7 separate regions of the Mus musculus genome follow, and all the other regions are linked to region 1. The links are chromatin loops, found by intact Hi-C in ENCODE. Cell type or tissue: heart. All regions are shown on one strand.

Evidence for each region. Peaks named below come from ENCODE experiments on the same cell type or tissue, not always from the same donor. Only the 100,000 strongest peaks of a DNase experiment are listed, where the experiment ranks them.
Region 2: it touches region 1 in a loop (2.9-fold over the local background); 2 of 42 quality-filtered maps call a loop at or near these places.
Region 3: a loop joins it to region 1, with 2.2 times the contacts of the local background. A loop is called at or near these places in 6 of 42 quality-filtered maps.
Region 4: a loop joins it to region 1, with 4 times the contacts of the local background. A loop is called at or near these places in 13 of 42 quality-filtered maps.
Region 5: it touches region 1 in a loop (2.5-fold over the local background); 4 of 42 quality-filtered maps call a loop at or near these places.
Region 6: it touches region 1 in a loop (12-fold over the local background); 2 of 42 quality-filtered maps call a loop at or near these places.
Region 7: it touches region 1 in a loop (3-fold over the local background); 8 of 42 quality-filtered maps call a loop at or near these places.

What each region holds. Positions count from the first base shown.
Region 1 is chr11:12,035,717-12,039,716 of GRCm38, reverse strand. It overlaps Grb10 (growth factor receptor bound protein 10), which reads left to right and starts at 2,297. Exons shown (of 17, transcript NM_010345.4): 1 at 2,297-2,525. In heart, CTCF peaks have their summits at 323 and 2,471; DNase peaks (open chromatin) are centred at 2,376 and 3,016; H3K4me3 peaks cover 3,226 bases; H3K27ac peaks cover 3,900 bases; H3K27me3 peaks cover 2,527 bases.
Region 2 is chr11:11,841,985-11,845,984 of GRCm38, reverse strand. All of the region lies in intron 7 of Ddc (dopa decarboxylase), which reads left to right. It overlaps Gm51937 (a long non-coding RNA gene), which reads right to left. Exons shown (of 2, transcript XR_003949848.1): 2 at 170-4,000. Among named protein-coding and RNA genes, the nearest start is that of Gm51937, 7.6 kb to the right of the region's middle. In heart, a CTCF peak has its summit at 1,544 (motif pointing right); DNase peaks (open chromatin) are centred at 774 and 1,364; H3K27ac peaks cover 4,000 bases.
Region 3 is chr11:11,980,815-11,984,814 of GRCm38, reverse strand. The region is part of intron 2 of Grb10 (growth factor receptor bound protein 10); the gene reads left to right. Among named protein-coding and RNA genes, the nearest start is that of Grb10, 55 kb to the left of the region's middle. In heart, no CTCF peak of the experiment used is centred here; no DNase peak of the experiment used is centred here.
Region 4 is chr11:11,818,895-11,822,894 of GRCm38, reverse strand. Ddc (dopa decarboxylase) reads left to right here. Exons shown (of 15, transcript NM_001190448.1): 12 at 602-700; 13 at 3,503-3,604. Among named protein-coding and RNA genes, the nearest start is that of Fignl1, 12 kb to the right of the region's middle. In heart, no CTCF peak of the experiment used is centred here; DNase peaks (open chromatin) are centred at 1,954 and 2,384; H3K4me3 peaks cover 1,067 bases; H3K27ac peaks cover 3,753 bases.
Region 5 is chr11:11,973,577-11,977,576 of GRCm38, reverse strand. All of the region lies in intron 2 of Grb10 (growth factor receptor bound protein 10), which reads left to right. Among named protein-coding and RNA genes, the nearest start is that of Grb10, 62 kb to the left of the region's middle. In heart, CTCF peaks have their summits at 2,483 (motif pointing right) and 3,986 (motif pointing right); no DNase peak of the experiment used is centred here.
Region 6 is chr11:11,964,190-11,968,189 of GRCm38, reverse strand. It overlaps Grb10 (growth factor receptor bound protein 10), which reads left to right. Exons shown (of 17, transcript NM_010345.4): 4 at 505-658. LOC102631979 (a long non-coding RNA gene) reads left to right here and starts at 665. Exons shown (of 2, transcript XR_381046.3): 1 at 665-3,637; 2 at 3,674-4,000. In heart, no CTCF peak of the experiment used is centred here; DNase peaks (open chromatin) are centred at 1,799, 2,289 and 3,239; H3K27ac peaks cover 3,609 bases.
Region 7 is chr11:11,835,138-11,839,137 of GRCm38, reverse strand. Ddc (dopa decarboxylase) reads left to right here. Exons shown (of 15, transcript NM_001190448.1): 9 at 3,329-3,396. Gm51937 (a long non-coding RNA gene) reads right to left here and starts at 2,784. Exons shown (of 2, transcript XR_003949848.1): 1 at 2,065-2,784; 2 at 1-969. In heart, no CTCF peak of the experiment used is centred here; a DNase peak (open chromatin) is centred at 2,177; H3K4me3 peaks cover 919 bases; H3K27ac peaks cover 4,000 bases.

The sequences.
Region 1 (4,000 bases):
ACACTAGCAAAAGGTAAATAGTTACCAGTGACACTATTCCTACAATTAGTAGGGAGACATGTTAATCAACTCATTACTAATTTAAAATTAGAGTCCATCAGATTCTCTACTTTCGGCTGAATGAGCCTCCTGAAGCTCACACTTGGATAATGGAATTCCTCACTACCAGGGAATCCCGTTTCCTGCCTTAACACCCAAGTCTAGTTCATATATTACTCCTTTGGGAAGTTTGTGAGCTACAAAGCCATCCTGTCTTGCCCAGGAGGCTGGGTTCTCCAGGCTCATTTATACACTGCTACCCTTACAATGTGTGAGTCTGTAATACCTCTGCTGGGGAATGTGTGGGCAGGGGGCGCTGGGAGTCTGGATATGAGATGGAAGTAGTGTAATCTGCTCACAGAACTGGCCAGGGCCTCCCTCGACACTGGAGCTAACTGTAACCCTAAGGCTACAGCAAGAATAAGGCAAAAACCTTTGTTCAGAACGCTGCTATATGGGTCTACAGGGATCCAGGAAATTTGGGGGTGAAGGCCTGTCCAGGGCTTTGACATCAAGAAAATACTTGACATTTATCTCCATACCATTCTAGTTAGTAGTAATGCCTGAGAAACACAGATTAAACTTTCCACCTAGATCACTGGACTGGTCTTGTAAGAAAAAGCAATGCTCTAAATTATCAGATAAACTGAGGGGGAAAAAAAGTTTAAACCTAGATTAAATACACGTTTTGTACCAATATAAATCTGTGGATTTGAAAGGTATGTGGTTGTTATATAAGAAAACATCTCCATGTTTGGAAAGGCAACATCAATATGTAGAGGGCTGAAGGGTCCACACTGTTTGGAACTTACCAACAAATCGATTCAGGGGGGAAAAGTATTGCGAAAGTATGTAGAAACTTTCAAACCTCTGTAAAAGTTCCCTGACCCGACAGGCTTTGTGTCCGGTGCAGTATGGATCGTTGGTGAGACCCTGCAGGAAAACTGTAAAGTTTGAAGCCAATCAACTTGGGAAAAGTTAGCCCAGTTTTCTCTGCTTCGGTTCGCTTTTGAGTCCTTTGTCTACAAAAGACTTCTTGTGTTCCTTTCCCCGGGAATCTAAGACTTATTCACATCCTTTTCTCTGGATTTTCACCTTGTAGGTTTCTGAGTCTTGGACCAACGGCCAGAAATAAGAGTGAGTGTTCAGTTATAGGAAAGGAAAAACTTTTCATTGATTACATCAATCTGAGGTCGGAAAAACCACTGTTAAAAGCAAGAGGTACCGAGCCGTGCTCAAAAAGAGCGTCGGACAATGCACACAGCACAGCTTTCAAATCTTTGCCTTGCTGTGAGCCCACTCCCAGCTTCTCGACTTTCTAGAAGTTACTTTTAAGAAGTTACTTTTTAGGCTCAGTCTCTCTACTTTCTACAGTTGTTCTAGGAACAAACCTCAGAGGCCTGAGTGAGGGAGAAGAAGGAGAATTCACAAATGTTTCACACCACGTGTCTTCTCAACTACGGTGATTTACGGTCAGGGCTGCTTTTACAAAGCCGAAACTCAAGAAAAAGGTGTAATTATTGGTAGCCTATCTGTACTAGAAAAGCGACACAACATTAAGAATTATTTCGAAGGGGCCGATCAAATTAGCCCGTTGCCTTTTCGTGGGTCACTTTAGAAACCGGGCACGGCCCGTCTGGGCTTTACTTTCACGAGGGCCCCACTTCAGAGGTAAAGGACACGAGGCTTGCTCGGCTGCCTCAAGAAAACAATGAAGGGCCTCTCAGGCTTCCCTCCTTCGGCTACTCACACGCAGCTGGCGAAACTGAGGCTGAGAAAGGTGAGGCTCGGACCCGACCCGCCGTGAGCAAGCCCGAGTTTCCTTGTCCGGGCCCGGGGCTGCCCACGACGGTGTCGGGCGGCCGCAGCCCAGGAAGAGTTTGAACTGTGCGGTTGGGGAGTACTTTCTGAGTTTCGAACAATTCCCTTCCGAATGGCCCTCGGGACAGGTCCGGTCGGTCTTCCGCCGGCGCGGCCGCGCACCGGGGCGGTGGCGTGGCGCCGGGGGTCCCGCGCGCTGCAAGCATGGTGGGCGCGCTCCCGCCCGGGCGGGAGAGCATCGTGCCACGCCAACCCCGCGAGCCCGCGCCCCCCGCGCCACGCCCTGCGCCCAGGCCGCGGCTCCTCCCGCGCTGGCGGCCGCCGAGCGGTCCGGGCGGCGGCGGGAGGAGGAGCAGGAAAAGCGGCCGGGGGAGGAGGAGGCGGAGGCGGCGGCGGAGGCGGGGAGGGCGGGCGGGGCCCGGAGAGTTTAAAGCCCATCGAGGGGGTGGGGTGCGGGGAGGCGGCAGGAAGGGAAGGGCGCTGCGACCAGTGGCGGGCGGGATTCGCGTTCCGAGACCCACGGGAGCACGAAGTTTCCGCGCACCGTCTCACGCACGGCGACTGGGACCGTCCAGTGTCCGGCTTTGCCTTCGGTTTTTCTCCGTTGTGACTCGTGCAACGTGTGGCCAGCGGCCACGCGGAGGCGACGAGGAGCTGCACGTCAGGTAGGAGTTGGGCGGGGAGCCGCGGCAAGTTACTTTTGTGGTCCGCGCCTCGCGGGGCCCGGCGGCCGGGCGGCTCCCCGCGCCGTCATTGTCTGCGCTCGGGGCCGCCCGCGATCGGGACGCGGGGCCCCGCGAGGCGCGGCGGGCGGAAGGGCGTCGCCTTGGGGGGTCTGGGGGGCTGCGGCGCCCCGGGCCCCCGGCGGGGCGGCACGGGATGGCGGGACGGGGCGGCGGGCGCGCGGCTGCGGCGCCCCGCAACGCTCTCCCCTGCGCTCCAGCCCACGGGGGGAGGCGCGGGGCCCCGAGCGGCACATTCTTGAGCCGTCTTGTCCGACGGCGACGGCTCGGGGGGCTCGGGCGGGGGCTGCGGTCACGGCCGCGCTTTCAGGGGCCACCGCCCTGGAGGAGGGTGGGCGCCCGGGGGTCACCGGAGAAGCGGGTGCTCCCGCTGCGCCCCGGGCCTCGGCGCGCGCGCCAGGCGGACCGGGCAGCGGTGCCAGACACTCCCAAGTCCCAAGCGAGCGCGGCCCGGACCGCGGCCCGAGGTTCCGTACCCCCCCACACACACTCCCCAACCCCCACCCCTTTCTTTCTTCGGGTCTGTTAGTGGCCCCGCTACCCGTCGCTGGGGCCTAACACCAAGTTTGAGGGCTCACGAACTAGCAGCCCGCCAGCGGTGGAAACGTGATAAGAGCGGTACCGTTTGCAGAAGGAAATTTCTGATGCAACTCTCTGCCTTTGCTGATTGCCTCTCCAAACGCCTGCCTGGCGAGGGCCTGCGGCATGTGCGTTATGGAAATTAGGGTATTCTTCACTTTGGAAAAAAAAATGTATTTGTCTTTTCTTGGCGTTGGAAGAAACCCCGCGAACTTCTTTTCATTTGCTTTGACCGAAAAGTAGGAGAGCCACAGGTGATTTTTACAAGGCTCTAGTCCTTTAGGATGTTTTTGAAAAACTCTTTTTTTGTAACTGTTTCATTCAAGAGATGCAAAGAATAAGTCCAAAACAAGTAGCATTAGTGAGTAAATATGTGTTATTGCACAACTTTCCCTTTGCGGCTGTTTAAAAGGCCAGGCCCAGAAGACTTTGTTTCAGAAAATGCTGATTCAGCCATTTGGAGCCCCTGAGTTTCAGAAATGGTGCTCAATTTAACGTTTCGCCCTGCTTTACCAGAACTCCAGTCATTAAAATTCCCCCCCCCACCCCCCGCACCCCTGCGGGCACACACTAAGGCTAATATTTTAGTGAGGTTCCTATTTTACAGAAGTGGACCTCGAGTTCTGGATTTCTGCAGCTGAGGGAATTGTGTAAGGCAAAGGATGAAGGAGTCTGAGAGTATTTCACCAAGAGTGCTGCGGTCAAATGTGCTCCCAGGAATGAGTCTTGCCTACCAAATTTTGATCTTAAAAAAAAAATCAAAACTTTAAGATTAGTGAACATACTTTTTTTGAGTTTTACTGGGAACCTTTGAAAGA
Region 2 (4,000 bases), 190 kb after region 1:
TTTTTTAAAAGAAAATAAATTACTGTAAGCCAGAAAATGTTGATGCATGTCTTTAATCCCAGCACTTGAAAAGCAGAGGCAGGCGGATTTCTGAGTTTGAGGTCAGCCTGGTCTACAGAGTGAGTCCCAGGACAGTCAGAGTTGTGTTTCAAAAGAAACAAAGGAAAGATAGACAGGCATAATTTATTGTGCTGTGCTATGCAGTGTGACATTTTCAGTGAGGGTAAACACCAGTTAGAATGCCATGTGTTACTTCTGAGATGTGTACAAGCAAAACAAAGCTTTCCCAATGACTGCCTTGTGGAATGATAAATTTCTCAGACATGCCCATCAGTAAGGAGCACATAGCTGTTCATATTGATTTAGCAAATCAATGCTTTCAAGCTAAACTTCTACAAAGAACACTCAGTTTCAGATAATTTCCTGGGCCTCATGCTTGCCTCCTTCCTCCCTAGATGAGGACATTTTGTCTTTCTCATCGAGACTAGAATTCTGTTTTAGCTGCAAAATGAAGAAATGCCTGTGTTTCCAAAGTTTCACCTTTGATGCGAGCTCTGGGAACTCAGCAGGCCTTGGAACTGTTTCTAAGGCACCAAGGATATATCAGCCCATGAAACTCACCCTTCTCTGTTCCTCAGGGATGTAAAGGCTCGGGTGGAGCTGTCCCTAGCAAGCTCTCTGACCTCAGCCCTTCGACTTGTGCCAGACATCACGCCACCTGCTTGGCATTTGGCTTCATTGTCACTTCGTGTGGGCCAAGCACGTTTCCCACCTCTCCTAACCCCTGATTTACTTGTGGTCTCTTCTTCGGAAAGACTTCTTCTCCCTTGGGTCATTGTTCCCTGGCCAGCAGGAGACAATGGTGGATGTGGGGGCTGGCCATGACCTTAAGCGGCAGGGAAGCTTAGAGCTTACAGCTGCATGTCTTAAATTCTGACCTTCATTTTCCCCTATCAAAAAATTGGAAAGAAAAACGGTTCTCATAATGGTAAAACAGTATTTCCTTCACAGTGCAGCTCAGGGGAGTTCTTGCAGACAATAGGCTGTAGGAAAGGCATGTACTGCGTGTAGTACATGCTTGTACTGCCAGGACCGTGAGGCTAATCACCAACCGTGAGAAGTGGGGTGGACACAGCCTTGCCATTCACTCAGGATTTGGCTCCACCTGTTATGAGCTATGGCACAGCTGTGATTATTACTGGCTAACGGCAGCCACACACAGCAGGCTGAGAACACACTGAACTAGCTGGCCATCCGCAGTATGGCTGTACTGTGGGCCTCGTTAGCTGCAGACCTTCACAAGCTCAGCCAAGCAAGTCGAAGTCCTCTGACTCAGATGTCAGGCCAAGGACTGAATGTCCTGGCCAACAGCCGGCTGATGTCATTCCCCAGGGCTATCAGATTTAAAGCACCGAAGTCTTCTGCCAGATAGAGACTACACGGCTGCTATCCCTGAACTCAATCTGGCTCCCCACAGGAGCAGGAAGATGACAGCCAGCAGGTGGCCCCTGCCATTAATGCTCACAGTGCTGGATGAGCACAGCTCAGGCTGCCCTGCTGTCCTGCAGCTCCCTCTGGCAGGCGGTTCGGGTGCTGTGGGCAGAGCCCGATATGCACTTTGCAGTTTGAGTTCAAACCCAGGGATTGCTCTTAGGACAGTGTTGGGGGTGCTAACAGGCCAACACCTACCCCTTTCATGCATGGCCAGTGTTCATCAGGGCAATAATACTAACTGGTGGTAGCGTCTTATAGTTAAGCCTTTGTAACCCACCGTCTCTAAGCCAATGCCTTTTGTTTGCTGGGGGTGGAAGGCGATCAGCGTTTATTAAAGAGAGAATAAGTTATAGCAGATGGATAGGTGGCAGCCTTAGGTACACACATGGGGACACTGAGGAAGGGGAATAGGTATACTATGGCCTGCCACAGCTTCATCCCAAGGGACAGAGGGGCTTGCAAGGAGGTTGTACGCCATGGTTACCCTGGCCTGACTTCTGCATAATGAGGCATCCTTTTAGAAAATAGATTGTAGTAGCAACAGGAGGCCAATGGCTTTAGAAGCAAAAGGTGGTGGGTGTGGCCTCAGTGGTAATGTGCCTGACATATGTAACTCCCTATATCTGGCTGTTGTGTGTTCATGCTACATCCACATAACTCCTACATGTGTATGTGTGCTGGAGAGCCTGGATGATGGGGCTGGTCTTAGCCAAGCATGTAAGATGCAGAACACAGAGGCATTGTCAGTACTGTCTCCCTTCCCCTTAGGACCAGGAGAAGCCCATACAGAAGCTTCTAAGGAGCATTTGTGAGTTCTTTCTTGTTGGAGTTTGGAGTTGATCCAAGTTGCAGACTTCTCAAGGCGGTCCTTGCGACTGAGTACCCTTGTTTAGACACTAGCTACAACCTGAGGACTCTTCAAACTCCTTTAGACCCCATAAGCTGCTAAAGACTCTAAAACTTACTGAGAACTGTCTCACAGGGATGGTTGAAGATTAGAGATTAAAATCAGCCAAGGAGACACACAGGACAGTCTTGAAGTGTGAGCACACACAGCTTCTGGTGAACTCTGAGGAGTCACAAGGGCATGAAACACTCTAGCCGTATATAATATATAACTATATGCTCTGAGTAACGACATTCCCCTAGAAGGCAAGGCTCTCTAACCTTTTGCTGCTTGTTTTTGTGTAGACTTGGTCCTACTCAGACCCTCCTGGAAGCCCAACTAGAACCTTTAGAGATCAACTCCCCCAGAAGTGAAAATTGCCTGGTGTCTCCATCACTAATCATAGTATCAGACTGTCTGGGGCCAAAGCTCCAGGAAAAAAGAGGTCTATAGGTCATCTCTCAAGAGCAGAGGTTAGATTTTGCACGTAAACTTGATTCATCGTATAGAATATTTTCCTACCTACTGAACCAGGTTTATGGGTGACACATTCTAGAGTGGCTTTAGCTGTTCCCCACTTAGTTGTTGAGACTCAGAGTGAAATGTCTTTCATCTAGGTGCTAAGAAACAAGCTCTGAGATACCTAGGGGTGCAGCCAAGTGGCCTGTTTTCTTTTCAAAAATCATGCCCTTCTCTCAAGGATGGAGGATATGGGATAAGCAACAGAAGGGTGTGAGAGAAAAAAGAAGCCTAAATAGCCTTCTAGACCCTAGTTTCCCATGCCAAGGTATGAGGGTTTCTTGTGGTTGACCCACGAAAACTCTCCATCTTGTTTTGTCTCACCCCTTCATCTGATATCCTGAACGGAACATAAACAACGGCATCTAAGGAGCTATGTTAGAGGACTTCAGCCGAAAAAGCAAATTCTATAAATAGAGGTCTATGTGGAACCCAAGCAGCACCCATGGAAAACATGACATCATCTTGTTTCAGTCCATTTGGGATGCTCCACACAACACCACAGACCCCAGAGTGTGTAAATAACAGGAGTTCACTATTTAAACGTCTTGTGTGTAGAAAGGCAGGAGTAGGGCACTAGTTGATTTGTTGCCTGGCTAATGGGTAGCACTTTCTATGTATAATCACATGGTAGAGGATACGAGCAATCTCTCCGGTGTCTCAGGATTCCACCATGATGATCTGGTCACTTCCCAAAGCCAATGGATCCAAAGGATTTAACAGACATTCAAATTACAGTGTGTCTTGTCTTACAAAGGAGTATAAAGCTCTGCCAGTCTCATGGTTAATCTGAGTGATGGCTGTGATGACCATCCATCACTCATATCCTGTTGCTCCTTGGGGAGAGTCTTGTGTTATCCTAAGGCTGTGTCTCTTGCTGCATCCCACTGTGGGGCAGGGGAGGGCGTGTGAGCACTTGGTGAGTCTGACACCTTCACCCTTGCTTCAGATGACTTGGGTTTCTTGTTGTATCTTAGATTTTGATGGTGTTCTGGCAGAGTGGTATCCACAAAGTTTATGATTCATTTGACCTTGACTTACCAAGAGGTTTAATTTGAAGAATAATTGAACCAAAGCTTTGGAATGTTTCTTACATCCTTT
Region 3 (4,000 bases), 55 kb after region 1:
GACCATATATGGAAAGTTGCAGTAAATTTTAAGCAATCCATTTCACGCAAGCCTCGTTCTTTGACCTAGTGTGATTAAATCAAATGTCAAAACAAAACACGTAACATGTTTGTAGAAACTTTAAAACAAACTCTTATTTCACTCATGGCCTACACAGGAAATCATGCTGGAAATGCTAGTCGTTTAGAATGGAATGGGCACGAGTGCATGGCAGCGAGAAAGTGTGTCTGCACGCTGCTCAAGGCTGTGTACAACCTAACCTCCGTGTTCCACAAAGGAGGATTACTGAAACTAGAAGAACGTATATAATAATAAGTCTGAGAAGTTCCAAAGAAAGCAATTACAAAAGTTAAAATAGGAACTCATTGAAACAAAAATAGATCAGTAGACAACAATGGAAGCAAAGCTAGTCTTTTGTGTTAATAAATAAACAGTTATATCACGGTACGCAGGCCTGTATGGAAGCAAACCATATCAGTAGAGGCTGGGGTTTTAGAAAGAGGAAAATCTTGAGCAGTGAATGTGAAAGTACAGATAAATGATTGCAACAGTCTAAAAGCATAGCTGCTCTCGAAATAGACAAATCTTTGTGTATATGTGATGCTGAGTATTGAACCCCTAGGGCCCCAGGCATACTAGCAAGTGCTCTACCAGTGAGCTGAAACCTAACGCCAGAAACAAAACATCTTAAATAGCTCTGGAGGAACGGGAATCGGTGATCAAGACTCCTTCCTTCAATAACACGTACAGAGTTTGCAGATGACTATTACAAAATTTTGAAGGAACACATATGACCTGTCTATGCAGACTGTTTCAGAGAGAGATAGGCACAAAAACACTCCTACTGGAAGCGTATTGATAAGTATGTGTGAAATAGTACTAGAAGTCAAAATTATAGGCCTGTTTCATATTTTAACACTTTTTAAAATCTAAATAACTCACTAGTTGATCAAATTCCTCCCTCATGATGAGAGCGAACAGTGCATGTAGCATGCATGCTATTATTCTCTTCTGTTAAAAAACAAACAAACTTTAGCTCTTGTAAATAGAAAAGACATTGTCACGTAGAAAAGGTAGCAAAGAGCCTGGACAGGCGATCTGCAGAAGCATCAAGCATGCTGTCTTCCTTTCGGATTCTGAACACTCATCTCACACTAAAACTAAGGAAACCAACTGAGTGGAAATCAAGGAAGCCGATGCTCTGAGGGAGGTTTCAGGGAATACAAGGGCACAGTCCCTCTTTCAAGTGTGTCCAAGTGCAATGTTCATCTTCCCTCTTGGCACACACACAGCACTTGAGAGTGTGGTGAGCAGTCCTGGGATGTACAGCTCTCTGGCCGTGCAGTACAGAGGCCGTTCCCTTCCTGGGAGAAAGTGGATCTGTTTGTCTCCAGGCAATCACGAAGCCCCACAGTAGCCTTCGGGGTGCCTTCCTAGGGCTTTCCCCAAACCACCATCCTCTTGTCCCCATAGCCAGAACCAAATTCAGTGTATAAGGTTCTCGGGCTATTTGGCTGACTAGGACTAGGACACTATGTTATTCCTTCTTGCTTCCTTAATTTCTGATATTGACTTTAGGATTAAAAATATGTGGGACCCAGAGTTGCCAGTTCCTTACAAGGGACCTAATGTATAGAATAAAAGATTAGCTGTGCCTTTCCTTGACCTCTTACTTCTCTCTGGCAAAGAGGATTTGTCGTTCCTGTTTGGTTATCTCATTCCTAACATAAGCTGCTTATTTTTATGTGGCAGTTGCTAAAAACACTCCATGTATTTCTTAGCTGCACCAACAGAAAGGGCTACATTTTACTTCAAAATTGGCTCATTTTCTAATACTTAAAACTACTTAACAATTTTTAAGAAAAACCTCTTTCTTATAGAAAAATATATAAAATTAAATTTTATCATTCTAGCCATCTCAAGTATATAATTCAGTGCTGCTCTTTTTATTCACAGTGTTGTACAACCATCATCAATATCTATTTCTAAAACTTTCTTAGCACTCCAGCAGAAACTCTGAGCCAATTAAACAATAAATCCTCCTACCTCTTATAGCCTCTAGCCCATGTGCTGTCTTTCTGAATTTTAAAGTTAGTCTATGTTCACTTATAGCCTCGTATCTTTTATTACTAAATAATATTCTGGCATGTTTACCTCCATTCATCTGTAGATAGATGATTATTCAGTTAGCTTGTGAGTGTTTAAATCTCTAGATTTCAAGTCTCATGGGCATATACTTAAGGGTTGCCAGAATTTTCCTCACTTCTTTCCTAATGCCTAACACCTTTGTTAGAGTCAGGATGTTAAAACCGTGAGTGAATCATCTCTAGTTCTTTTCGCACCAAATCACTAGTGTCTACATTCCTTCTGCATTATGGAAAATTAAATAGTTCTTGCCATACCAGATAATGACACTTGTACATCATGGTGATTGTTCTGGTATCAGATAACATGAGGAATTATAAACTCTTAGATTTGTCATGACTTCTTTGCTGTCATCTACATTGACCTCTCTGTTCTAAAAAATAAGTTCTCAAAGCTAGTAAGAACGTATGATTCATGGTTTAGTTCATCGAATCCATCTCGCAGTCCTATGAAGTAGAAGTGTTACTAGGGCCATATTTATAGGGAGGAAACAGGCCAGAGTTAGGAGCAATGTCCAGACCCCACCATTTTGTGAGTGCCAGAGTTAGACTTGAACCCAGGCTGGTTGGCTCCATTCTCTGAACCGTCTGTCCCTTTGTTCTTTCTGGTCTCCATATTAGAACTTGTTCCTTATCTGAATCCACTACTGCTTTCCTTCATTTTTGATTTTTGAGATTTTTATGTGGCTCACAGTAAGATTTTGACCATGGGCTTCTTCCGAGCAGCAGAGAAGATGTCTCCCATCCCTGCTGTCACCTCTACACAGTAGTAAACAGTGGTCTCCCATTAATTGTGCCTCTTCCTTCCTACTTTTAAGATCATTTATCTTCATAAGGAAGATTGGGACAAACAGGCATTGAGGAGTTTGCATTCTCTGTCTTTGGCTAGTGTCAAGCAAGCAGCCGAACTCTTGCTCCTGGTCCTTATTTAGAGCAAAACTGATAAAAAACATTGTCATCTGTTGCCATTTCTCAAGTCTTAGCTGTTCTGGGCCTTGTCTGCGCTGCTCTGCCAGGTCACTCCACTCTTTTGTCCCTTTGAGCAGATGATTGGGCTCCATTAATGTTTCGTGTCTCCTTCAACTGTCAGGATACTCAAAGTTTAGTAGAGGGCTTGAGCCAAGCAACTCTTCCTGTTTCCCTGGCAGGTTTACTTTTCATTCTGATTGCTTGCTGGGAAGTTCTTCTGTGACTTCTACTCATGAATCCCTTCTTCCTCTATGATACAAGTATCTGTTGCTTACCAAGACCATGTGAGGAACAGGGATGCAGCAGTGAGCCTCACACTATTCTAACTTACCAATCATATAATGTGGACCATTTTGTCCAATAAAGTCCCTTTCAAGTGGAGCAGGGAACAATTTAGAAATAAGTAATTCTTTCATTTAATTATGATCAATGATAAGACAGTCTCTTCAAATCTCTTCTAAACTAGAGGCCATTCAGAATTACTGTCTTGAGAAACACTAGAGGAGAGCCTCAGATCACTTCTTTTAGAATAGATAATGTTTACTCCACAGTGAAGACTTTCTCTAAGACACTGATGCATGCTGGTCTGCAGTGAGTCTTCACAGAGAAGACATTTCAGTGGAGTTAAGCACTGTTAGCAGAGATAACCAATCAATAGCTATTAGAATCTAGCATCTGCTAACTACCTCATTTTCTGCTTTACCACTTAGCACACATGTGGCTGGCCACTTTGACTCTAGATTCAACTTTTATTTTATACTAGAAGTCTCTGGTTTAATAATTCTACAAGATGAAGTTAGAGCACGGGTCCTTAACTCATCTATCTTTTTGGCTATCTTTTTAAATAGTATACTTTCATGCCTAATAACTGGAATTTGGTTGCACAA
Region 4 (4,000 bases), 220 kb after region 1:
TTATTGCATTTCCAACCATCATCCATCACCATCAAGAAGAATGTGAGGAGCCAGTGTGAACAGCCTGTCAGATGACCGTCTGGAAAAGCTAGGAGAAGCAGAGGCAGGCTTCTTTGGTAAAAGGGTATTAGGGGTCACTCCCCAGAGGTCAGTGAGACAAAGGCGCTGATACTGTTTCAGAGTGCAGCTTCAGTGCATCCAGGCAGAGAAAGGCAGACACACAAGGAGTTCAGCACCCTCTCTCTGCCTGGATGACCTCCTGCCCCCTCGGAAGCTGCCTAGGGCAGGACCACATCATTCCTATTTCTTCCTGGAGTGCCTCCTCTGGGGTGTACTCAGCAGACATTTGTGCGTTGAAAATGGTAAACTTCAGTGCCTCTCGTTCAGTGTTTCTTCTGTCCTCATCTCCACAGGATGTGAAGGCAGCTTCTCCCTCTCTTCTCCCCAGCTCACACAACAAGTTGTACGCCTTCCCGGCTGGGAAACGGCCATTCTATAGGAAACTGGCTGCTTCCAGAAGAAACCGGCTGACTGGGAAGCTGAAAAGGAGCCTGGCTGTTTGCACTGTTCTCACTGACGGGTTCTTTATATTTTATTTCAGCACTGGCAGATCCCACTGGGGCGACGATTTCGCTCTTTGAAAATGTGGTTTGTTTTTAGAATGTACGGAGTCAAGGGGCTGCAGGCTTACATCCGAAAGGTGACTGCCTTCTTTGTTTATCTAATGTTCTAACGGTCGGTCGTAGGAAACTCAGAAACGAATTCAGGTGTCTTTGTAAGCAAACACCATCATGCATTGCCTAACAACAGGGATAAGCTCTGAAAAGTACATCATGAGGCCCTTTCATAAACATGAGGGCATCAGAATTTTCATATACAAGCAGAGACAGACAATTTCCTAGAAGGGACAGGCCTTTGGGGACAGAGGAATGGATGTGATAAGTTATTCTCCCCCAGTGAAACGAGTCAATTCAAACCAGGTTTGAATAAAGGCAGGTTTCTTGGGAAGCAGCTCTGGGGCGAGTTCACTGGTCCCAAGGAACGAGGCGCCACGAGGAGCGAGACAGAGGGGAGGGGGAAGAGAAAGCGAGAAAGAGCATGCGCGTTCAGGGAGAGAGAATGCAGAGAGGGGGGAGTGAGGGGGAGCGAGAGGCCAAAATGTCTGGATTACATAGGAAAGAGCTTCTGGGGGAGGGGAGGGGAGGGGAGGGGAGGGGAGGCCCAGCCCGGGGCTGGAAAGTTCAGGCTGGAAAGAGAGTGAGAGCAGCCATGATCTGCTGTTGTCTGAAAGAGCGTTTTTTTTTTTTTTTTTTTTTTTTTTTTCCTTAAGCACAGCGTTGGAATCAGGCAGTAGTTTGGGCCTTTACGATTAAGGCACTCACAAACTGGTTCTATGTATCTTCTAAGACACTTTCATTAGAATATAGGTTATCAGCTCCAGGAAGTTAATTAAAAGCAGTGTGTAAATTTAATGTTTTCCACGTATCCATCCAGCAGTAATTTTGACGGAGCAATACTAGTAATGAGAGCATAATGTTTTTCTCCCCCACTACCGCCAAACAAAATGAAATAAAACAAGCAAGCAAACGAACAACAGCAGCAACAACAACCCAAACCTCCCAAACTAAGAAAACCTTTGAGTTGGTTGGGATAGATACCATCTAGTCCTTTTGTCTCAAGGAGGCTTTCTGGGCAGTATGGAACTTCGGTTCCAATAAGCCACCCAGTCACTATGATGTGCCTTAAAGTAGCTTGAGGAGCCGCTTATTATTCTAAGTCCTACTACCCTACTTTTTTTGTTTGTTTGTTTGTTTCCAGGCTAAGCCCTGAGTATGAGCCAGGACATGTCTACCCATTTAGTCAGATGCAGAGGGCCCAGTGACTTCAGCTGAGTCCTTTCTAAGCCACAACATCATCTTGATGAGGCAAGCATGCCTGTGGTTTCCAGCCTGTGGTGGTGACAGCTTTCCCCTTAAGTCCCACTGCATTACCAGATGTGCAGCTAAAGGCAGGGGCTGAGTGTCTCGGGCCCTCTTCTATGACAGGATGCAGAAAAGCAGTTGTTAGAAGAGTACCCGTGTCTCTTCTAAACTGGCATCTGTCCAGGTCACAAAACTGTTGTAAGGAAATGTATGCAAACATTGAGCAGTGTAAGAAGCTACACAGGGGAAAGAACTAGAAACCTAGAGTGTGTGTAGATTTCTAGATAGTCCCTGATCCAATTGCAAACGGGATAAGGAGGGTGAGTCAACTTGTGTGTAATAAGAAAGAAACCCCAAGTGGTTTATCAGTCAAAGGTGGTGATGACTCTCAGTTCAGGACAGCTCACTGCGATTAGCTTGTGCCAGGTTAAAGACACACCACACCTCTTTCTGGAAAGGCCCCAATCCAGCCTTCACAGGAGACCATAGGAATGGTCAAAGATGGCGTTCCTAGGCTTGAGCTAATTGAAGAGCATTTTAGTCCTGAATCTTTGGTGCCCTCTGGTGGGAAGACTTGAGACAATTGCTTCTGTGGCATCTATGACCAAACAAGCTGTGTGTGCTTCAGCTCCTCTAAAGGATGGGCCTTGTGGAAGGTAGTGCTGGATGCCAGGAGGCTCCAATTAGCTAAGTGTGCCCTTGGAGAGTGAGCAAATGTTCATATGTGGTTTTAATCAGTTTTTGAATTCTTTAAACATCTAGAGATTAAATAAGTTGGTGTATTCAATGCGATCACATAGCGTTTTCTTTTTCCTTTTAATTATTTTATTATTTTGGAGCTAGGGTCTCAGTATGTAGCCTTGGTTGGCCTGGGGCTCAGTATGTCGATCAGGTTGGCCTCAGGCTCAGTATGTCGATCAGGTTGGCCTGGGGCTCAGTATGTCGATCAGGTTGGCCTCAGGCTCATAGAATCTTCCAGGTGCTGTGATTACAGGCACACACCATCACACCAGAGGGGACACAGCTCTTGAATGTGGCAGGTTAGGGTGATTCCTGTCTGTAAGTTGGAATCAGGCTGGGATCACTATCCCATTTACTGCAGAAGTGATACCCCAGTGTACACATCAGATGCAGCTGATGTGAATCTCAGCTGAGCCCAGGTATGACTGAGGCCTACGCTATGACACTTGTTCTTGCAGGGTCTCAGTTTCCTATCTACAAATTAATAAAGCTATCATGAGGAGGTCAAGGTGGCCTTTTTTTCTTTTAGAATCTTCAACTACTTCTTTATAATGTTTATTATAAAATTATAAACGGAAGGGGGTTAAAACATAGATCCATGGACAGAAGAAAATGAGGTTTTTTTTTTTTTTTTTTTTTTTTGAGGAAGCTGGAATCCTTGTGGTATAGGGCAGATGAGTTTCTTCTCAACCTATGTGGGAAATGCTGGTGAGGATGCAGGACATTGCTCAGCGCATGTGAATGACTAATAGATGTGCAGCCCTATAAGGTACTGGGTGGCCAGGGTTAGGCTAAAGTTGTGATGAGAAAGACAGCAAGTTTCCCTTCCCTTTTTCCAGCACGTGGAGCTGTCTCATGAGTTTGAGTCACTGGTACGCCAGGACCCTCGCTTTGAAATTTGCACAGAAGTCATTCTTGGGTTGGTCTGCTTCCGGCTAAAGGTATGTTATGCCAGTGTCAGCCATCTTTGTTTTTGTTGAACACAATAAAGTATTATTCAGGACATCCACAAGCAAAGTTGTGTACCAGTTGCCAAGGGCTACAGAACATGACCTGTGGTGCTAAGCAGGCCGCGCTGGCTGGCTGACTGGCCCAGTAGACTCTCCTCCATGGACTTGCTGCCCAGTTTCCTCTGATGTGATTGGATGCTTTCCTCTTGACCCAATGCCAAGAGTCCATCCAATACCTCTGGAACTGTAATCCTCTGCTGAGTTGCCTGTGGCCTCAGTAACCAGGTCACCTGTGGACACACAACATCAGCACATCTGGGAACCGGGTTGATAAACAAACCCCACTGTCCTAGTCATCTGGCTATATATACCTCCACAAGATTCCTG
Region 5 (4,000 bases), 62 kb after region 1:
CACCTTAAAGAACTGGAAAGAGACTTAGTAATGTCCAGGTGCTTCCTTGAGCACTGTGAGAGGATACTATAAAATCCAAGGAAGGACACTTTCCTATGGGACACTTATTGAACACTGGGTGCCAGTTCTTTAGCTTTAATGAATGGAATCATTGAGTAAAATAAGTAGCTTTCCTTATTTATTTTAAATGGAATTATTTACAGATCCCTAAAACATAGTTTTAAAAATAAATCTCATAGGAATCAAAGTACAAATCAATTAATCATTTTGTTACTGTTTTGTTGTTGTTGTTGTTGTTGTTGTTGTTGTTGTTGTTAGAAGGTGGGTGATTTAAACAACCACTTCCTGCCACTATCCTGAGTAGTGACCAAGCATTACTTTTATACTGAAGATTCGTTTTTCTGAGGAAGAGGATCCCATGCTAACTGTAACTCACTTAAGAAACAGACAGCATTTCTGTGCCCCTGTAGCAAGCCAGTGCTCTCAGTACCTGGAGAGGCTAAGACTCCTTTGCCTCAGGGTTTTTCCTGTTCTTGTTTTGTCTCCTAACTTGAGGATTTCCTTCATTACCTTAAATTGATTTTCTCAAGGATTCCCTGTGACATTTCTCCCTGGCTGCACTGGTATCAGCACTGTTCACCTGAGGCCATTCTGAAGTCTGACTTGCATGAGTCCAGACCTATGATAGCCATCATGAGCAACATCCATGCCTGTCTTGCCTCAATCTCCTCAGATGAGGCATGTTTGAGAGGGGAATGCTGGGCAAGTTGAGAAAAAAAATAGGGAAGTGGCTCTAAATTGGGGATAAAGAGACTCTTAGGGTTTTGCTCCACACAAGGATCAAGTGCACAGGGGCTAGGATCAAGAACCCAGAACAAGTGGGCCCTGGGTGGTGAGTGAGCAGCTCTGAGAGAGGAAGGTAACATAAGGCTAGAGCAGGGTTCTGTCTTTGAAGTCTGAGCATGGAACATTGCTTAATTCTAGCAGAGGCCTGCCTAAATAAAGCAATAAGACTGGGACCTTAATTGCCCATGTTTGAAGGTATCTTAAAGTCTTAAGTTTAAAATTGCTTTTTTATTGTTTTTTTTTTAATGTAGGAACTGTTAGAGCCATGTGTGGTTGTACATGCCTATATTCCAAAGACTTGGAAACTGAAATAGATAGCCAGAGCATGTCTCAAAAAAACAAAGCAAAAGTAGTCATATTGGTGTGTAGCCATTACCCAGGTCTAGCCACAGAACTCTTCTCCAGGTGCAACTCTAAACCCATAAATGCCAGCCCTTATCCTCTCCCCCTAGACTCTGGCCACCTCAAACCCTCCCTTCTCTTTCTTTCTAGATATGTGTAGTCTTTTTCATTTGTACACATATATTTCAAGATCCCTAAAAGCTATAGATGCTTGTGTTTCAAGTACAAAATGGTGTTGGGTTTGCTTATAAAATAGGAACACTTTATATATGTTACTACTTGATTATTTATAACACCTAATTCTATAGAACTATAGGCTATAGGCTATACTGCATTGCTTTAGAAGGATGGCAAAAATCATCTGCAGATATTTAATGTACGTGTATAGATTTTTCCCCCAAATGTTTTTGCTCTGTGGTTACTTGAATCCATGGACATATGAAATCTTAAAGGAAACTAATAGTACCTTCATTTATTTTTTTAACATCTTTCACTTAGTTATTAAATATGCTTAATAATAAAATATTAGTGAATTAGTGCTTCCCTTTGTAACATTTCTCACATGTTTAATTGATTGATTTCTGCCCCCTCAGATTGGAGTGTGAACAATGACAGTTGTTCAATACCAACAACTGTTTTTTATAGTGAAGTATTGTTCCCTAGGTCATTGTTTTTAGCTTCAAGTGTACTTTAAAAGAGTGTTGATAATCATTTCTGTCTTTAAGCCTTTTTACCAATTGCCACAAAATGACCAATCAGAAAACAAACAAAGTAGCATATATACTGATTTGTAACTGAGTTTTTAAAAGACTTTACAAAAACAGAAGGTGCTTAAAGAAGAAGATCCTCTTATTAGGATGACAAAAGGTAACATGTTCAGTTAACAAAGTGCTGTCACCAATTCTGGTCACACACTTAATCAGAAAGACCAAATACGTGCTGTGTGTCTGTATCTGACTCAAGTCCAGGAAAACGGCAGCAAAAACATGGTCCAAAATTAAGTACCAGAAATTTCTCAGGTAGACATGCTTTTTAATTCTTCCTTCCCTGTCATTAAGTCACATAGACACACAAGCTTGCCTATAGCTCTTCATTTCCCAAGAGATGTACAGCCAGGGCAAACAAGGAAGGTGGTGAGTGTTCCTGGGGGGCGTGGAGGGGGGCTTACTGTGAAGATTGGGCCACCACAATGGATACATCACATGCATAATGCAAATGTCTTTAAGACAAAATAATGTAGCGAAGAAAACCCAGAACCACCGTTAAGCTCCAGTTCACGTAGAAAAGACACTAGATGGTGCTATGAACCAAGAAGTGTGTTATTTGCTAAGGTACTAAGGTACGCACGCCCGCATGCCCGGGCGGGGAGAGCCTCCTCTGCTTGTACCTCTCCCCTCTCCGTACCCTTTCCAGATCAGCACACCTCACTTGACTTGGGGGAGATATTTGCCAGTCATGGCTTATGAGCCAAATAAGAATTTATTTAACTAAATTTATATGTATTTCCAATATTTCCAAACAGAACTAGCCTTGAGTTTGTTAATGACAGTGAAGCAAGAAGAGATGTGAATTTTAGATCAGATGACCTCAAATATTTGGGGCAAAGTCCATGCCCAGTTGCAACTTGGCTCTTTATGGAAGGGAGACAGCTACTAAGAGTTTTATTTGGCAGCCATGTTTGTTCAGGAAACACATTCTTACAAATTCATTGGAGGTGAAATTGCCTTTATGAAGCCATTTTTCTTTTCTTTCCTAGCATTCTTTCTGAAGAGGTACCCTTGTGGAACTTGTTTCATCAGAGCATATCAGTCTGTCTCCTTCTTCCACTTCTGTTCACTGGAAGAAAGCCTTTTCCAAATGGTTTATGATAGCTCTGCTCAGGTTCACGGGAGTACAAAACAGTTTAGCAGTTAGCCACACGGGTAGAAAAGACACACAAGGTCCTCACTGAGAAAAATATAAGCTTGTAGAACATTTACAAGAACTGAAAGTGAGGCTGGTAAGATAGGTCAGCGGGGAAAGACACCTCCAAGCTTGACAACCTGAGTTTAATCCCAGACCCACATTGTAATTAGAAGGAGAAAATCAACCTAGACGTTGTCCTCTATCCAGCACCCAACTGCTGTGATTCATGCCTTGCCATAAGTAAATATTATAATTTTCTAAAAAAAAATCTAATATAATTTTATTATATCTAACTCCAGTACTTAAAAAATAAAATTAGTGTAGACCCTTAAGAATCAGCTGTTTAAACATAATTTAGAAGATTTCATTTTTAGTCTACATTTGAATTTTAGGAACTTCAAGTAAAGTCTTATCAGTAATTGTAAAAAAAAAAAAAATCCGAACATATAACTTAGTAATTGTCCTCATAGGACATATTAAAGTTGGTTTTTGAGTAAACCATTGTAGAACTTTGAGGCTTTACTTTCATTTTGACAGCTCTGAAAAGCTTAAAGATTTGGAGGATCTGAGCATAGCAGCTATATTTGATTAGTGAAGACCGTAACCTGGTAATTGGATGTTCTCAGATTAGCCTGGTATCCTTTCAAAGACCACCCAGTACAGTATATTCAGATGAAGAAATTACCCACTCCAGAGGAGAGGACAGCAATCTGAACGTGTTGTCTCTTCTAGAATCTACCTGCTTTATATGAATAATATTTGAATAGTATCAGAATTGCTTTGGCTTTGGCTTTACTACAGAGAACCAACCCAGGAATTTACCTGTTCCCCAAAAAAGAAATAGGACAGGAGACACCAGGGACTGCCACCAGGGGTCGGCACAGCCAAAGACTACAGCAAGCCCAGG
Region 6 (4,000 bases), 72 kb after region 1:
TCATTCCTTGAGAGAGCTGGTATCTTAAAAGTCAGAGCATATGTTGCATAGTAGCCACCTTTTAAAGTGTTAGCGAACACTCGGGATTAATGGCCAATCCCCAAAATATTCTCATCTTAGAGAACAGAAACTGAACTCTTTAATAGCAGCTCCCCCCTCTCTTTCCTCTGCCCCTGCCATTCTACGTTCTGAATTCAACTGTTTTGTATGCCCTGTACAATGGAGTCTGCCAGTGTGTGTCCTTCTGCTACTGGATTTATAGCATAGGTCAGAATTCCCTTCCCTTATTGTCTGGATAATTTTCTTTTTAAGGCTACATGATATTTCATCACCCATTCACGGTTGGACAATTAGGCTGCTTCCTGATTTGGGCCACTGTGAATAAGGCTGTCATGAACATGGTTGTACCAGCATCCACAGAAACCCAGCATTTCCTTCTCTGGGGCGTAGACCCAGCAGGTGTGTGCTAGGATGGCAAACTAGTTTTTGACTCCTTCCTTATAGGCGCCTTCAGGAGGAAGACCAGCAGTTAAGAACTGCATCTCTTCCGGCCATCCCCAACCCATTTCCGGAGCTCACTGGTGCGGCCCCTGGGAGCCCTCCTTCGGTTGCTCCTAGCTCCTTACCTCCTCCTCCGAGCCAGCCACCTGCCAAGCATGTAAGTGGTCCCTGACTACAACACAATGATGCATTTCTTTGTGGAAAAAGGACAGAAGTTCTAAGATAGCCTCTTTGGGTTGATACTGAACTTTTTTTTCATGAGTTCTTTTAATGTGTTGGCCAAAATTCAATTTACTAAGTTAGGAATGTATCAGGGTAATTTTGCAAAAAAAAAAAAACAAACAAACAAACAAACAAACAAAACAAAAACAAAAAACAAAACATTAACTATGCACTTATGTATCATTTATTTATTTATTTATTTATTTATTCCTGAGGACAACATGTGTGCTATGATGCATATATATAATTAAAGAACAGCTGGGCATGGTGGCACACGCCTTTAATCCCAGCACTTGGGAGGCAGAGGCAGGTGAATTTCTGAGTTCGAGGCCAGCCTGGTCTACAGAGTGAGTTCCAGGGCAGCCAGGGCTACACAGAGAAACCATGTCTCGAAAAACAAAACAAAAAAAAAATTAAAGAACAATTTTCATAAGTCAGTTCTCTTTACACCATACGGGTCCTGGAGGATTGAACTCAGGTCCTCGGGCTTGTCACCCAAGTGTCTTTAGCCTCTCACCAGACTGAGGAATGCATCACTGTGTTCAAAGAATCTTTTGATTGTTTTGTTGTTGTTGTTGTTATTTATTGTTGTTCTTGCTGCTGCTGTTGTTTTTTAATTAATGATTTGATGTTTAAGGATGATTTTAGCTCTTTTAAAGAAGTTGTGTGACCAGGTCATCCGGGTCAATCAGCCTTTCTGCTATGGCACACCGCTGGGCCTTCCTGTGCAGGCACTCTTCAGTATGGGATACAATCAGAGCTTCCATCTTGAGGTCTTGACTTCAAATGCAGCCTGCTCAAGGCCAAAGAATGGCCACTTGACTCAGGAGATAATAACTGCCCTTTTAAAACTTGTTTCTCATTTGAAGTGGTACTATGAAGTAGAGAGCTAGTCACTGCCCCCATGTGAGAAACTCCCCAGTGACAGCCATTCAGCTTATCAGAGACATGAGCAGGGGAATCGTGGCATCTCAAACTCCCTTTAGCAGTGAGCTAGGAACAAGATGGCCCAGGGCTCAGCAGCATACCACACCCTGCCTGCTGCAGGGAGTAGAACATAGACAGTGACTTTACATGGAGGCTCTGCTCTGTGCAGCGCATGGGCTGCTGTGGTGCTCACTCACTTACTGCTGTAAGTCAGTACAGATGTCAGTCACCTACAGTAAAGTGAGGCTGGTGTCAGCATACAGTTGTGTCTGACCTAGTGTTTCGGCCTAGAGTCCTCACAGGCTTCCTGCTACCTTAGCTGCCTCTTTAAAACTTGCAATTTAGAAGATTCTGTGTTTTCCCACTAGACCCATTTTTTTCCACTTGCCCACCTCTGCTGTTCTCTAACACGGCGGAGCCAGCCAGTCCCATTCTCTGCAGTCTAGTGGCATACAGCACCAGGCTCTCCAGCAGTAGGCTTTTTTCTAATACTCTGCTGGCTTTGGAACACTGCTCCCCATGAGTGCCTCTCGAGCCGCCCGAATTACAGCACTGTCAGACTTAGAAGGTGAGGTCAGTGTCCCTTGTCTCGGAGCCAGCACTGTCCTGGCTTCTGCACAGGGTCACATGCTGAAGTGCATCTGGGCTGTCTACCTCCCTGGTGACCTTCTGCCTTGAGTAAGGATCCTGATGATCGTGCATGGTTTGTCCCCGAGGTTGTTTACAAGTTTCCTGTCCTGAAGTAGACCACAAAAGTACTGTCTGGCCCTCGCCTTGGCTAGCAAGAAAATGAGCCTCCTCCCCACCGATTGTCCAAATTTGTAAGAATAAGGAAACCCGGGAATTTTGCCTGCTCGTGTTTTTCTTGGGATCAGAGTTGGCTCTTCATGAGAACAGTGCACTGGCGTGTTTGTCGTCAGATTCCTCAAGCCAACTGGGACCAGTGAGAGCAGGGAAGGTGTTTCTCACTTGTGGAAGGCTGCTGTTCTTTGTGGCTGTTTTTAGTTTTATTGTGTATTTATTCTTTGATAACATCATACATGTAAATTATATATTCTGATCAATATCTATTTATTTAGTGGGGGGCACACATGCAGTACAGTGAGTATGGACATCAAAGGGCAATTAATTAAGGACTCAGTTCTCTTCTCTCATATAGATCCATGGCTCAAATCAGAGTAGTACCCAGGTGCTCAGATATGCAGAGCCATCTCACCAGCCTTTTTGGTTTTGTTCTGATCCACTGAGTTTTACTGAGGGTCAAGGTTATTTACCAAGCATGAGCAACTTATTAATGGCTACACCACTGAAGAAAGTCATCCCGTACAGGGGCTATGCCGATAGTGTAAAGTGAGCTAAATCCCGCTTGCTACCATCCAACAAACACTGCCCTGAGTACAGTTTGTCTGGAGGTCTGTGTACTCAGCAGCCTGGTGGGACAGCCTTAATTGGGAAGGGTGTGAGGGACCCCATTTCACTGAGGACTGACATAGTTACACATGACAATGGCACTAAAATGGCTACCGGTTGTATGCATTTCCAAGTTGTCTCAGCCACTGTCAGGATATATTTAGCTGCAGAAAACCAAACCTGGCTGGCTTCCTTCATGAGGACACTTAACTTTCATGGAGTAGGATATCTGGGGCAGAAAGCAGAAGCTGCCCTGACCTTGTTCCCTGTTGTGGAACTTAGACACTATCTCTGTAGGCAGAGCAAGTGTGACCAAAGTTGGGCCTGTCATTAAACACAACCTTTCCACCTCAGTAGGCGAACCAGGGGCTTGAACACATGCAGTGGTGACAAGGGAAACTGAGGTCCTATCTGGAGTATGCTGACACACCAGACATAGCACCAGACATAGCCATTGCTGACTTGTACTGTTCAAGGGCAGAGCTTCTAAGACATTGGGGGGATCAAGGGAACTCGGGAGAGGAGGTCTGATTCATGCTAGGTAGTGCTATAGGAGAGGAGGTCTGATTCATGCTAGGTAGTGCTATAGGAGAGGAGGTCTGATTCATGCTAGGTAGTGCTGTAGATGGGACCTTTTCTGAATTCATAACAAGCTCAGCAATGGCAGACCACACATTGACTCCTTAGAGCATGTTTTTCCCTTTGCTATTTAAACACAATTACTCTCATAATTTTTTGTGCCCCATCATTAATGGTGCATAAATACTGCCTCAACTCCAAACAGTTCTTTTCTCTTTGCTTCATTTTAAACATTAATTTTCTGGAACTGAATTGATGGCCTTAAGCAGGATTCTACTTCTGCGCTTACTGATGACCTCCGGGGTCTGCCTAGGCTTAACCTGCTCTTCTGTGAATGCACTGCCACTCGAGACCTCTGTAT
Region 7 (4,000 bases), 200 kb after region 1:
TTGTTGCAGAGGACCTGAGTTTGGTTTCCAGCAGCTACTCCCATAACTGCAACTCTAGGACACTGGATGCCTCTGTCCCGTGCACTCCTGCACTCCATACATGTACCTAGACTGTGTCCCCATACACATAATTTTTAAAAAATGAAAATTAACTTAATAAATACAGTACCTCAGGATAGGGGCTGAGGACATTCCAGTCATGCAGCCTGACTTTTGAAGCACTCCTGAGGCAGACAGCTATTTTCCAGTTTGCTACAAATCCTGGGTAGAGCTGTGCATCATAGGTTAGACTTGTACATATAAAGCCATAGAAAAATATTTATGAGTAAAATAAAATTGCTATGCATTCCAGTCAGACAATAATTTAAAACGTCAACCTGTAATCCTCTACGATCTGGCTCAATGAGTTGCTCACGTTCTTCTCATATACCTGAGTAAGATGGGCAGTCACAGTGGCCAATATTCCACAGAAAGTCACCAATGCGTTCTAAATGTCCCGTGGACTCTTCTGAAAATTGCAAAGTGTATCCTGTAACCCCAAACGAAACTCTGTCATGAGAAGTAACAATCAAAGCAGTTAGCCAAGACTCTACTCTCCCCAGAGCTACAGAGCATAAAACAGTGCATACTTAACAAACTTAACACAGATGGGCCCTGTGGTCCATCTTTCCAGACGTGGGCAGAATTCTACTGTTGGGCTATCCACAGGCTAGGAAGCTCTTCCACCTGGCCACTAGCAGATTCATGTCCCGAAGAACCCCAAGAGGCCTCCTGTAGAACAAGTGTGTCCAAGGGGGGGAGATGCTAAGTTTGCGGAGTCAGTGCTTTAGCCAGACAAGAATTGCTTTCTTCTTGGAAGAAGAGGTTTCCCGAGGCTTCACTTTATAAGGGAGGCTGGATCAGCAAGCAGGCTTCACCCTTCCAGACTGGGATGGCTATGCGCCCTTGGGCAGGTCAGGTATCCTCCATCTATCATAAAGTAGATTTACCAGTGATGACTCCTTTGTGCGGTTAGCCTTAGGAGTGGCTGCGTTAATCACACTTAAAGGGTTTAAGAAGAGTGTGGTGCACAGGAAACTGAGCACGCATTAGATGCTTTCATTATTTTTCACCAGGGCTTATAGAAAGTCCCCCTAAACCTCTTTCTGCTTGCATGTCAGGCTTGCCGATCAATTTTCTAATTACTGTTTTGAATTCACATAAGACTGTAATAACAGAAAAGCGACTGTCAAAGGTATGGAATACAAATTGTCCCATCTTTGAAGAGAATAATCCCCCTTCTTGCTGGTGAGCCAGCAGCATTGTGGTTTCTATGTCCACCACAATCACTCACTCTCTTACGCAGTCAGTAGTCCCTTACTGAGTATTTCATACATGCTAAACTGGAATCCATCCTTGGAGGTAGAAAGAGGTAAAAAAGATCACTAAGTACTGGGGTTTGTGTTAACTCGTGGGAAGCTCTGATCCTATGACTGTAATGCCAAACCCCTCACTAGTTTTGTGGATGTTTGGGTCTCGGAAATGATTGATGGTGTGTGACGTTTCTAAACCAAACTCCAACATCCAGTGTGCTCCAAAATTTGAAACTTCCCAAGCCCTGAGACCATGCCAAAGTGGTAAATTCCATCCCATGAAGCTTTGTCTCGTACATAGAAATTTAAAAAACACTTAGTAAAATAACCTCCAAGCTGCGTCTTGGGACACTTACATTTCATGCTTAGGTTTGGGTCCTGTGGCTAATACTTTACCCTGTATGTGTAAATACTTTTAAACTTAAAGAAGCATTTCAGATAAGGGACAAGAAACCCATTTGACCTTCAGCATAGTGGAGGCAAGAAGGGCCACACTTCGCCTATGCCTTTCCTGTAGTCCGGCCTAGGCTCTAAGTTTGTGAGTTCAGATATCCGGTTTAAGATTTCCTGATCTACCAGTGCTCATCTTCGGCCTGAACTGACAACTCAAAAGTTTCACCTTTCACAGAGGGGTGCTGGACAGTCAGACCACCAGGGCGATGGGCACCGCAGCCAGATCCTATCAACAGCAGACACCATTCACAGCACTCACAGGGACAAGGACTCGCTGCAATTTTTCCTCCATTAGTGGTACAGCTCTTCCTTGCCTGGCTGAGGGCTCGGCTGCTCCGTGGTCAGATAAGCGGCCGCAATATCCTGCTGTGGCCCGACCCTTGCAGATAAGGGCCGTCCTCTCTGTCAGCGCGAGGAAAATATCACTGTACGGTAATGAAAGAAGTTTAAACAGATCAGCCCCAGTGGAGGGAACTAATAAAATCCCCAGCAAACAATGCTCCGCTTTAACCTTTTGTTTCCTTTTATCAACAAATGAAACTTGCTGTAATTTCCTGTCTCCTTCTCAAAATTACTTTTTTTGAAACCTGGGAGGAAATGAATCGGCACCTCCAGCTTGGGTCCATATGGAAGTTTGCTTCGGCTGACTCCCGTGTCTATCACTGACACCAATCGGACCCCTTAGGGCTTTGCTACCTCCTCAGTGAGGGTCCCTGGAATTAAATAAAGAGGAGCACCCGCAAAGCCTTGGGAAGTTTGAAAAATGTCCCGTTAGGAAATCGGGGTAGACTGAGCCTTGTTTCTATCTAAATTAAGCTCTGAGGCCAAATCCCCGACACTCAGATGGACCGGTTTGCCTCTCAACAAAACCCCGGGGCCTGCATTTGGAAAATGGCAGAAAGCAGCCTTTGTGAAGCTCTTGGATTTGCGAGTGCACAGCTGAGACCCAGGAGCCTTCTAGCTGTTGTTGGCAGTTGAAATCTATTTTCTCCTTGAAAGCATGGTCAGCAAAGCTGCAGTTGTTATCTGTGACCCTCCAGCCAAGAAACTAGCAACTGTTCACTATACTTAGACCTCATCTTTAAAATTGAGGAGGAAAACCCTTAGGTTCATGGAAAGTATGATCTGGTGTCATGCTGGCCAAAGAACCTTTAGTTAAATTGAAAAAAAAGAGGTGGGGGGGACTTCTAATTACCTTAGATTAGTTATGAGATTTTTTTTTTCCTCTTTCCTGTCATCATGATGACATGTATATCCTGGGAAATTTGATGGTTCAGGACAAACTATTTGTGGGCCCAATGCTCATATTCTGGACATGGTAGTTATAAACTGAATATTCTGGATTTCCAGTGCTTTGAACTCTCACGTGAGGAATCTTGCGTGATCTTAGAGCCTGGGACCTAAAACGTGAGTTCTTAGAATACACAAGGTCTTACTTTCTCCCTAAAGAGCTATGAGTAAATTGTCTTGTTTTGCCGTTTTTTAAATTTTTTTATTTTATTTATTTTTTTATTCCTTTACAGTTTGCAGATTCCTTTAACTTTAATCCCCACAAGTGGCTTTTGGTGAACTTTGACTGCTCTGCCATGTGGTAAGTTTCTCTGTTGTTCTGGTCACCTGTGGTGGCCCCTGAATATGTGTCGGCAGAGAGGGAGGCCTGCCTGCCAGAGCACATCCAGGGCCCCCTGAGAATGGAGGTAGTGGTTACTTAGCCTACCGTTTGCCTCCATTTCAGAGTGCTGCTGGAATTCTTGCTCAACCTCCCTCTGCCTGTAAACTTTTATCTCGAGTGTATTGTTGCGACAGATTAGCTTGAGGGACGAGCAGGTGGAGACAGGCGACCTGCCATTTGACTTATCTCTCATGAGCAGACAACAAATCCCAGGAAATTTCAGTTCTTATATTTAATTCTCTTGCTTCTGTGTATTTATTCTTAGATTTATCATCAGTCTCTTGGTCTAACTCTCACTTAAACAATCTTAATGCTTAAGAGTACTTGCTGAGAATAAAGTACCGCATCTTTAAAATTCTCTGGAGATTCTTAGAAACAATGCAGTAATCACTTTGGCTACACTAAGTAAGAAAATTAAGTTTTAAAATCAAGTGGCAGAGTACCACATAATGACACCTTAAGACACAATGGCTGGGACCAATGCAGGGACAAATGAAACTTGTTTCTTAAATTAAAAAAAAAA